2 separate regions of the Homo sapiens genome follow, and region 1 is linked to region 2. A link is an interaction called in ENCODE POLR2A ChIA-PET data of the cell type or tissue named here. Cell type or tissue: OCI-LY7. All regions are shown on one strand. Links, peaks and the distances in the headings refer to the core of each region. The heading gives the core; the rest is flanking DNA.

What was found. ChIA-PET counts read pairs that join two places held together with the same protein. Peaks named below come from ENCODE experiments on the same cell type or tissue, not always from the same donor. Only the 100,000 strongest peaks of a DNase experiment are listed, where the experiment ranks them.
Region 1: POLR2A ChIA-PET joins it to region 2 with 5 read pairs; 4 of 35 experiments call an interaction of 5 or more read pairs at or near these places.

Annotation. Positions count from the first base shown.
Region 1 is chr16:23,780,630-23,785,024 of GRCh38, forward strand. No RefSeq gene overlaps it. Among named protein-coding and RNA genes, the nearest start is that of CHP2, 28 kb to the left of the region's middle. In OCI-LY7, for the core only: no CTCF peak of the experiment used is centred there; no DNase peak of the experiment used is centred there.
Region 2 is chr16:23,879,956-23,884,350 of GRCh38, forward strand. All of the region lies in intron 2 of PRKCB (protein kinase C beta), which reads left to right. Among named protein-coding and RNA genes, the nearest start is that of PRKCB, 46 kb to the left of the region's middle. RefSeq lists an enhancer at 1,837-1,966. In OCI-LY7, for the core only: no CTCF peak of the experiment used is centred there; a DNase peak (open chromatin) is centred at 1,886; H3K4me3 peaks cover 556 bases; H3K27ac peaks cover 1,802 bases.

The DNA.
Region 1 (4,395 bases), core at 244-4,243, 99 kb before region 2:
TTAGAGGTATAGAGATGACTCCTAGTTGGAGACATCTCAGACTAAAAACTGACTACCTTATATTATAACTTCTACACAGTGCTCTAAGTGGTCCGATGATTGAGTTATATCAAATGCAGGGTTTCAGTTGCAACATTAATGAAATAGCCTGAGTAAACCTTTCGTGATGACAAGAGCCAGCCACCAATTATCTCATCCCTGGATTGACATTATTGTAAGCCACAAAGTACCAAGCTTTCCTTGTGCTTAAACTGTTGAGGAAAATGCTTGACTCTTTTTTTTTTTTTTTTTTGAGACAGAGTCTCCCTCTGTCACCTAGGCTGGAGTGCAGTGGCACGAACATGGCTCACTGAATCCTTGACCTCCTGGGTTCAGGTGAGCCTTTCACCTCAGCCTCCCAAGTAGGTGGAACTACAGGTGCAAGCCACCATACAGGCTAATTTAAAAAATTATTTCTAGATACGAGGTCTTACTATGTTGCCCAGGCTGGTTTTGAACTCCTGGGCTCAAGTGATCCTCCTGCCTCAGCCTCCCAAAGGGTGGGTTTGCAGGCATGAACCACCATGCCTGCCCAGCCAACTCTTTCTTTGTAACATTTTTATACAAATAAAAACAGCCATGCTATGGCACTTTTATCCATTAATTCTAGGTCAAGTGACATGCTGGGACTGGAAAGATGAAAATCACTGTGTCACCCTCAAAGGTTTGAGTAAGCAAGCAATTTAGATAGAACATCCCCTGTGTCACAATAAAGCCCTTTTCGCCAATCAGATTAGCAAAGACTAAAAAACAAACAAAAGACACAATCAATGCTTGTTAGGACATGATGAAAAGGGCACTTTGTAGATTTCTGATGTTAAATAAATTGCAACCCAGTCTGACTACATTAACTCTGTGCTGTTATGTTCATCCCAACTCTGTTTTCTTTGTCTTTTCTTTTTTTCTTTTTTTTGAGACAGGGTCTTCCTCTGCCATCCAGGCTGGAGTGCAGTGGCATAATCTTGGCTCACTGCAATCTCTGCCTCCTGGGCTCAAGCAATTCTCCTGCCTCACCCTCCTAAATAGCTGGGACTACAGGTGCACACCACCATGCCTGACTAATTTTTTAGTAGAGATGGGGTTTTGCCATGTTGTCCAGGCTGGTCTTGAACTCCTGAGCTCAGGTGAATCTGCCCGTCTTGGCCCTCCAAAGTGCAGGGATTACAGGCGTGAGCCACCATGCCTGGCCCCAACTCTGTTTTCTGCTCTGGCCCTCTGTGTCTTGCCTTGGGGGTATGGGTGGGTAGATGGGGGGGAGTTTCCTCTTTGTTCCCCACTGACTCTTTTTTTTTTTTTTTTTAAGGTTATCTATTTATTTAGAGATGGAGGTCTCAGTATGTTGCCCAGGCTGGTCTTGAACTTCCGGGCTCAAACAATCCTCCCACCTCAGCCTCCTGAGTAGCTAAGACCACTGGTGACCCAACTGATTCTTGGGGAAGGCAGCCCCAAGTGAGTTGACAACAAAAGTGCCTCCCTAGCCTGGGGCCAGTGAGACCCCAAATATCACCCCCCTCCCTTCGCTGGGTTTTTCCTGCCCATCTTTACCTGACCATTGGTCACTGGAGGAGCCTCTTAAACCTTCTAACCGGGAACTGCTCCTGCTATTGTATTTTCACCCACCTACACAATTACTGGACCACAGCATCTCCTACCACGCTCTCACTTCTCACATTGTCAGTACATCCATCCCCAGTCCTTGCCTGCCAAATTCCCCCATCTGTCATCAACACCCCCCCGCCATAGATTTTCTTTCCCCTTCCATCGACAAAAACCACTTTTCCCTTCTCCCAATGTTATTATGCTAGTATTGGTTAACACTGAGCTATTTTCATTTATTTGCTTCATTTGAAATTTTCAAATACATTCACGCTCCTTGTAAAAATTAAAGTAATTCAGAAGTACATGAAGTAAAAAGGTGAGAGTCCCTCCTTCGCTCAACTCATCTCAGTCCCCAGAAATAACCACTGATAGTAGTTTTGCTTTCCTGTTTCCAGAACTATTTTGCAAAATTCAATTTGGACTAATGGGGTTTTAGTGCTCATATGCATAATTTATAGAATATGGTGGATTAAGAAAATCACATCTCTGGGAATTGGGCTGATTCAATCGATCTGCATCTTATATGACTTTGCTGCATTTTGACATTGGCCAAACTAGCTTTTTTTTTTTTTTTTTTTGAGATGGAGTTTCACTCTGTTGCCCAGGCTGGAGTGCAGTGGTGCAATCTCAGCTCACTGAAGCCTCTGCCTCCCAGGTAGAAGCGATTCTCCTGCCTCAGCCTCCCGAGTAGCTGGGACTATAGGTGTGCACCATCACATCTGGATTTTATATATATATATATATATATATATATATTTGTATTTTTTAGTGGAGATGGGGTTTCACCACGTTGGCAAGGTTGGTCTTGAACTCCTGACCTCAAGTGATCTGGCTGCCTCGGCCTCCCAAAATGCTGGGATTATAGGCGTGAGCCACCGCCCCTGACCAAAGCCAAACTGTATTTTTTTTTTTTTTTTTTTGAGACAGAATCTCGCTCTGTCGCCTAAGCTGGCCAAACTGTTTTTGAGACTTGACTCCTTCTAGGCTTCCTGAGCACCATTCCCTGGCTGCTCTTTCTCATTTCCTTGGAGGCTTTCTCTTATCTGTTTCTCCCCTAAATGCTGGTATTCCTCAGGGCTCTGTTCTCATCACTCTTGGTGGATTAGGCACAGAGCAAATCATCCCTTCTTTAGACTTGCAAACTCACGTCTACTAGTGAAATATGTGTTGAGCAGGCAGTGCATGGTGGCTCGCGCCTGTAATCCCAACACTTTGGGAGGCTGAGGTGGGAGGATTGCTTGAGTCCAGGAGTTTGAGAGCAGCCTGGGCAACATCATGAGACTCTGTCTCTACAAAAAATTTAAAAAGTTAGCCAGGGGTGGTAGCACACACCTGTGGTCCCAGCTACTTGGGAGGCTGAGGCAGGAGGATCACTTGAGCATAGGAGGTAGAGACTGCAGTGAGCTATGATCGTGCCACTATACTCCAGCCTGGGCAGCAGAGCAAGACTCTGTCTCAAAAAAAACAAAATAAAACAAAACAACAACAACAAAAACAAACCCAAATCTCCAAAGCCAAACAAACAAAAATACTTTTTTTTAAAAATTTAATTTTATTTTTTATTATACTTTAAGTTTTAGGGTACATGTGCACATTGTGCAGGTTAGTTACATATGTATACATGTGCCATGCTGGTGCGCTGCACCCACTAACTCATCATCTAGCATTAGGTTTATCTCCCAATGCTATCCCTCCCCGCTCCCCCTACCCCACAATAGTCCCCAGAGTGTGATGTTCCCCTTCCTGTGTCCCTGTGATCTCACTGTTCAATTCCCACCTATGAGTGAGAATATGCGGTGTTTGGTTTTTTGTTCTTGCAGCCATAAAAAATGATGAGTTCATGTCCTTTGTAGGGACATGGATGAAACTGGAAATCATCATTCTCAGTAAACTATCGCAAGAACAAAAAACAAAAATACTTTTAAATGAGTGTTTTCTTTCACTTAACTTTATATCTGTGAAGTTCATGCATGTCATTGTGTGGAGTGTTTGTGCACTTTCACTGTTCTATGGTATTCCATTGTGTGAATAAATGACAATTAAAAAAACTCATTCTCCCGTTGAAGGATACTTGCATTGTTTCCAATGTTTGGCTTTTATAAACAATGCTGTCTGCAGAACTGTTTGGATAAGAGATTTTGTGATTGATGGGGAAGCGAGCAGATTTGCAGTGATGGAGCGATGGGGAAAAGGTGGTCCTGTGCAGAATCCACCTCACCTGGGGCACCCCCAGAACTGGTCACCTTGTGGGCACTAGGGGATGGTACCTCAAAACCAGCATAGGCATCCTCAAAAGAGACACTCTCAGCTGTGGCTAGTTTATGTGGCTTCCTGAACCTCAATCTGAAGCCAGAGAGAGAAAGAACTTGGCAATTTTTGTGTTTTTAGATTGCAGTGGAAAACTGGTGTGTGAGTGCATATGAGGTTGCTTTTTGAAAGTAGGAATGGGGTGCAGGTGGGAGGCTCAGAGGCATTGTAATTCAGGAATACGTGTAAATGTTCCATATATGAATCCACTGGAAACAATAATCCACAGGCCTGCTGACTAGTGGGGAAGGGTCTGGGCCACCTGGGGTGGGTGGGAATGTTTCTCACTGGGTCTGGCCTGAGCAGTGACAGGTTTTTGTTGGTGTTGCTGCAGTAGAAGGGCTTGCTTCTTTCCCATTGGCTAACTCTGAAGTAGCTGTTACTCACCAAAATGGTGTTGGAATGAGATACTCATGATCTGTGCAGATAAGCAATGACTAATGGTGCTTT
Region 2 (4,395 bases), core at 306-4,305:
GGGATTAATAAAAACACCGATCTCATAGGATTGTTGTGAAAATCGAGTGAGTATGTTTATAGTGTTTAGGAAAGTTCCTGGTACACAAGACATGCTCTGAAAGTGTATTAATATTATTTGTCCTTAGACTCAGTAGTACTCTGGGGGAATCGAATCCCCACCCCTAAGCCAGGCAGCATGGTAGAAGCTAGGTCAGCTGGCAGGCTCCTGGGTCTTTTCCATTCTGCTGCAGGAGATGCCTGACTCACCTCTTGTGCTCACACAGATGACAGCTAAATAGAAGGGCTCTTTCCTCCTAGTATTAGCTTAATTATAGGGGCTCCCTAGAACAGTGGGGAAAATGAGCTTTGAGAATCCCCCCACCACACACACAAGGCCCACACTAGCACCTGAAAGAGGAGTGAACATTGCTTCCTGCCTCCTTCTCCCCCTCCTTCTCACATATGCCTTTGTCTCTGTGATTCTGCACGTTTAATTTTTAATCCCGGGATGGGTTCTATTAGTTTTTGTGTATTTTCTCTGCCCTGGTTTGAGCTCCAAAAGGTCTGTTTGGGTCTCTGTGGGTGTCTGACAGCCTCTGCAGGCCTTTCTGAATTATATAACTCAAGCTTTGTATTTTCTATTTGTTACTGGGGGTTCTTTCTGTGCTATAATTTTACTCTTAGAAAATGAAGTAGGGTACTAGAATTTTCTCTGGGATCCCCTAGGGTTTCCTTCTGAATATTTTTTCCTGCCATATTTTCTTCGCTAAAACATTTTTTTTTCTTATTTCAGAAGCAATACATCTTCATTATAGAACATTACAACAAGATGCAGAGAAAGAAAATAATCTTATCAAGCAGAAATGTTAATACCTTGCTATCTACCCATGTCTCTCTGTCTCTGTCTCCTCAAACACACACAAATGGGGTCAAGATGACATAAGAGACTATCTGCTTTTCAATTCACATTTTACGATCTTTTTTTTTGTATGGTTCTGTAGTCTCCACTGCTTGGCTTGACGATCTTTAACAGGTGCCCTCCGGATGGTCATGGGGGTATTTTCCATTTCTCACTGTTACAAGCAGTGCTCTGATGAAACACCTTTTGCTGGCATTCCTAATTATGTCCTGAGAGCAGACTTCTAGAAGTTTTCAGCAGTGAGGTTAAAGGGAATGTTTGCCTCTCCTCTTCACTCTGTGATGCTCCTGGGGGCCCAGGCCCATGAGTCTCTGTGTCCATCTTCCCAAGATGAAAGACAAAGAATGGGCAGAGCATTGACAGGGCCCTGTGTTGACTCCTTTTCTCTCTTTTCCCAGTTTTTTTTTTTTTTTTTGAGACAGAGTCTCGCTCTGTTGCCCAGGCTGAAGTGCGGTGGCGCGGTCTTGGTTCACTGCTACATTTGCCTCCCAGGTTCAAGCAATTCTCCCGCCTCAGCCTCCCAAGTAGTTGGGATTACAGGCACTCACCACCACACCCAGCTAATTTTGTATTTTTAGGAGAGACGGGGTTTCATCATGTTGCCCAGGCTGGTCTTGAACTCCTAGCCTCAAGTGATCCACTCACCTTGGCCTCCCAAAGTGCTGGGATTACAGGCGTGAGCCACTGCACCCTGGCCCATTCCCGTTTTTTAAAAAAATATTTTATTCCTTTTAGACTATTTAGCCACAGTTTTCCATTCTATTCCTTGGGATAAGTGAAAACTTGATTTTTAAAAAATAATTACAAAATTTTAAAATCATGGTAAAAAACACATAACATAAAATTTACCATCTTAACTATTTTTTTAAGTGTACAGTATCATTTTAAGTACATTTACATTGTTGTGCAACAGTTAGGACTTTTCATCTCGTAAAACTGAAACTCTATACCCACTGGCAATAACTTCCCATTTCTTCCTCCCCACCGAGCCTCTGGTAACCACCATTCTGCTTCCTGTTTCTATGAGTTTGGCTATTTTAGATGCCTCATGTAAGTGGACTCTTGCAGTATTTGTCTTTTCATGGCTGGTTTCTTCCTTTTTTTCTTTTCCTTTCTTTCTTTCTTTCTTTCTTTCTTTCTTTCTTTCTTTCTTTCTTTCTTTCTTTCTTCCTTCCTTCCTTCCTTCCTTCCTTCCTTCCTTCTTCCTTTCCTTTCTTTCTTTCCTTTTTTTTTTTTTTTGACAGGGTCTCCCTGTTTCTCGCAGGCCAGGCTGGAGTGCAGTGGGGCAATCACAGCTCATGGCAGCCTTGACCTCCTGTGCTCAAGGGATCCTCCCATCTCAGCCTCCTGAGTAACTGGGACTTCAGGCACACACTACCATGCCCGGTTAATTTTTTTCTTGATTTTTAATAGAGACAAGGTCTTGCTATGTTGCCCAGGGTTGTCTCAAACTCCTGGCCTCAAGAGATCCTCCCATCTCAGCCTCCTGAGTAGCTGGGATTACAGGTGCACACTACCATGCCCAGTTAATTTTTTTTCTTGATTTTTAATAGAGACAAGGTTCTTGCTATGTTGCCCAGGCTGGTCTCAAACTCCTGGCCTCAAGTGATCCTCCCACCTCAGCCTCTCAAGGTGAAGGGATGAGCCTCCCAAAGTGAAGGCGTGAGCCATTGCTCCTGGGATGACTGGTTTATTTCACTTAGTGTAATGCCCTCAGAGTTCATTCATGTTGTAGCATATGTCAGAATTTTCTTCCTCTTTAAGGTTGATTAATATTCCATTGTATGAATAGGCAACATTTTGCTTATATATTAATCGGTCAATGGACATTTGAGTTGCTTTCACCTCTTGGCTATTGTGAATAATGCTGTTGTGAACATGGGTATACAAATATCTTTTTTTTTTTTTTTTTTGTAGAGATGGGGTCTCCCTATGTTGGCCAGGCTTGTCTCAAACTCCTTGGCCCAAGCAATCCTCCTACCTCAGCCTCCCAAAGTGCTGAGATTACAGGTGTGAACTACTGCACCTGGCTGAGACTCCACTTCCAATTCTTTTGGATATAGATCCTGAAGTGGAATTGCTGATGGTAGAAACTGTCTCGGGAAGATTTTTCTGGGGATTTGGCTTCTAACTGCACCACAGCTCCAGTGGAAACATCTATTCATTAAACTGGCATTTATTGAGGACCAGCTTTGTTCCAGTCACTGAACAAGGCTGGGGGCATAGCGTGGCTTACATAGGTCCCCACCCTCCATGGAGCTGATATTCAGCAAGAAGCCAGACAATACACAGGTAAGCAAATTGAAAAAAACAGGATGAGATCCACTGGCGATAAATGTCATGATACTGAATCAGGATTTGACAACAGAGTGATGTGGTGAGTGGCTACTTTAGATCAGAAAGGCCTTCCTAACTGGGTGACAGGTGACCTGAGAACTACAAGGTGGGGAGGAGCTAGCCACACAGAATTTGGGAAAATACCATTCTGGGCCCTGGGATGAGCAATGGAAAGGTCTTGAGGAGGAAAGTGGCTAGGCGTGATCCTTGTTGCTGGGGCGTGGTGGGTGTGGGGCCAGATCATAAGGGGCCCCACAGGATGAGCCTCTGTGCTAAGTGCAGTGGGAAGCCACTGGAGAGTTTTAGGTAGGCGAGATGCAAAGGATCAGATTTGTATTTAACACACCTTCCATTGGCTGCCAAGTAGAGAATGGATTGTTGGGGACTGGAGCAGAAGTGGGAGGATGAGTCAGGAGTCAATTGCAGATTTCTAGGTGAGAGATGGTGTCTTTGTCTGCACGGGCAGCAGTGCAGAGGGAGAGACACAGGCAGATTTGGGAGGTAAAAGGACTTACTGGTAAATGGGATATGAATTGGAAGAGGGAAGCAAATGCACAGCTGGGCACCTGGTACACTTTACATATGACGTCTTTGAACTTCGTAGCAATCCCATAACCACATTTTGTAGATCTGTGTTGTCCAGTAGAAATATAACATGAGCCATAAACCTGAGCTGTGTATGTAATTTAAAATGTTCTTAGCAATCACATTAAAATGGTCAAAGGAAACAGGTGAAATGAACTGTGAGAATGTTTTCTTTAACTCAGCATATTCCAAATATTCCCATATCAACATGTAATCAATATAAAATTATTAATGAGATATTTTACTTCCCCGCATAGCAAGTCTTCAACATTTGATATGTATTTTACACGTACAGCACATCTCAATTCAACCACACTTCAAGTACTCAGTAGCCACATATGGCTAGTGGTTACCATATTGGTAGCACAGTTATAGATGAGGAAAGAGAGTCTCAGAGAGTATAAGTTCTTATGCAAGCTTATAGAATTAGGACTTGAACCCTAATTTGACTCTGGCACCCGTGTTGTGCTCAAAGCACTGCATCCACCCCCAATGATGAAGACATTTTCAATGTAAGCAAAAGTCCTGGAGATTTCCCCACATCATATACATGGGGACATAGGAACTAACATT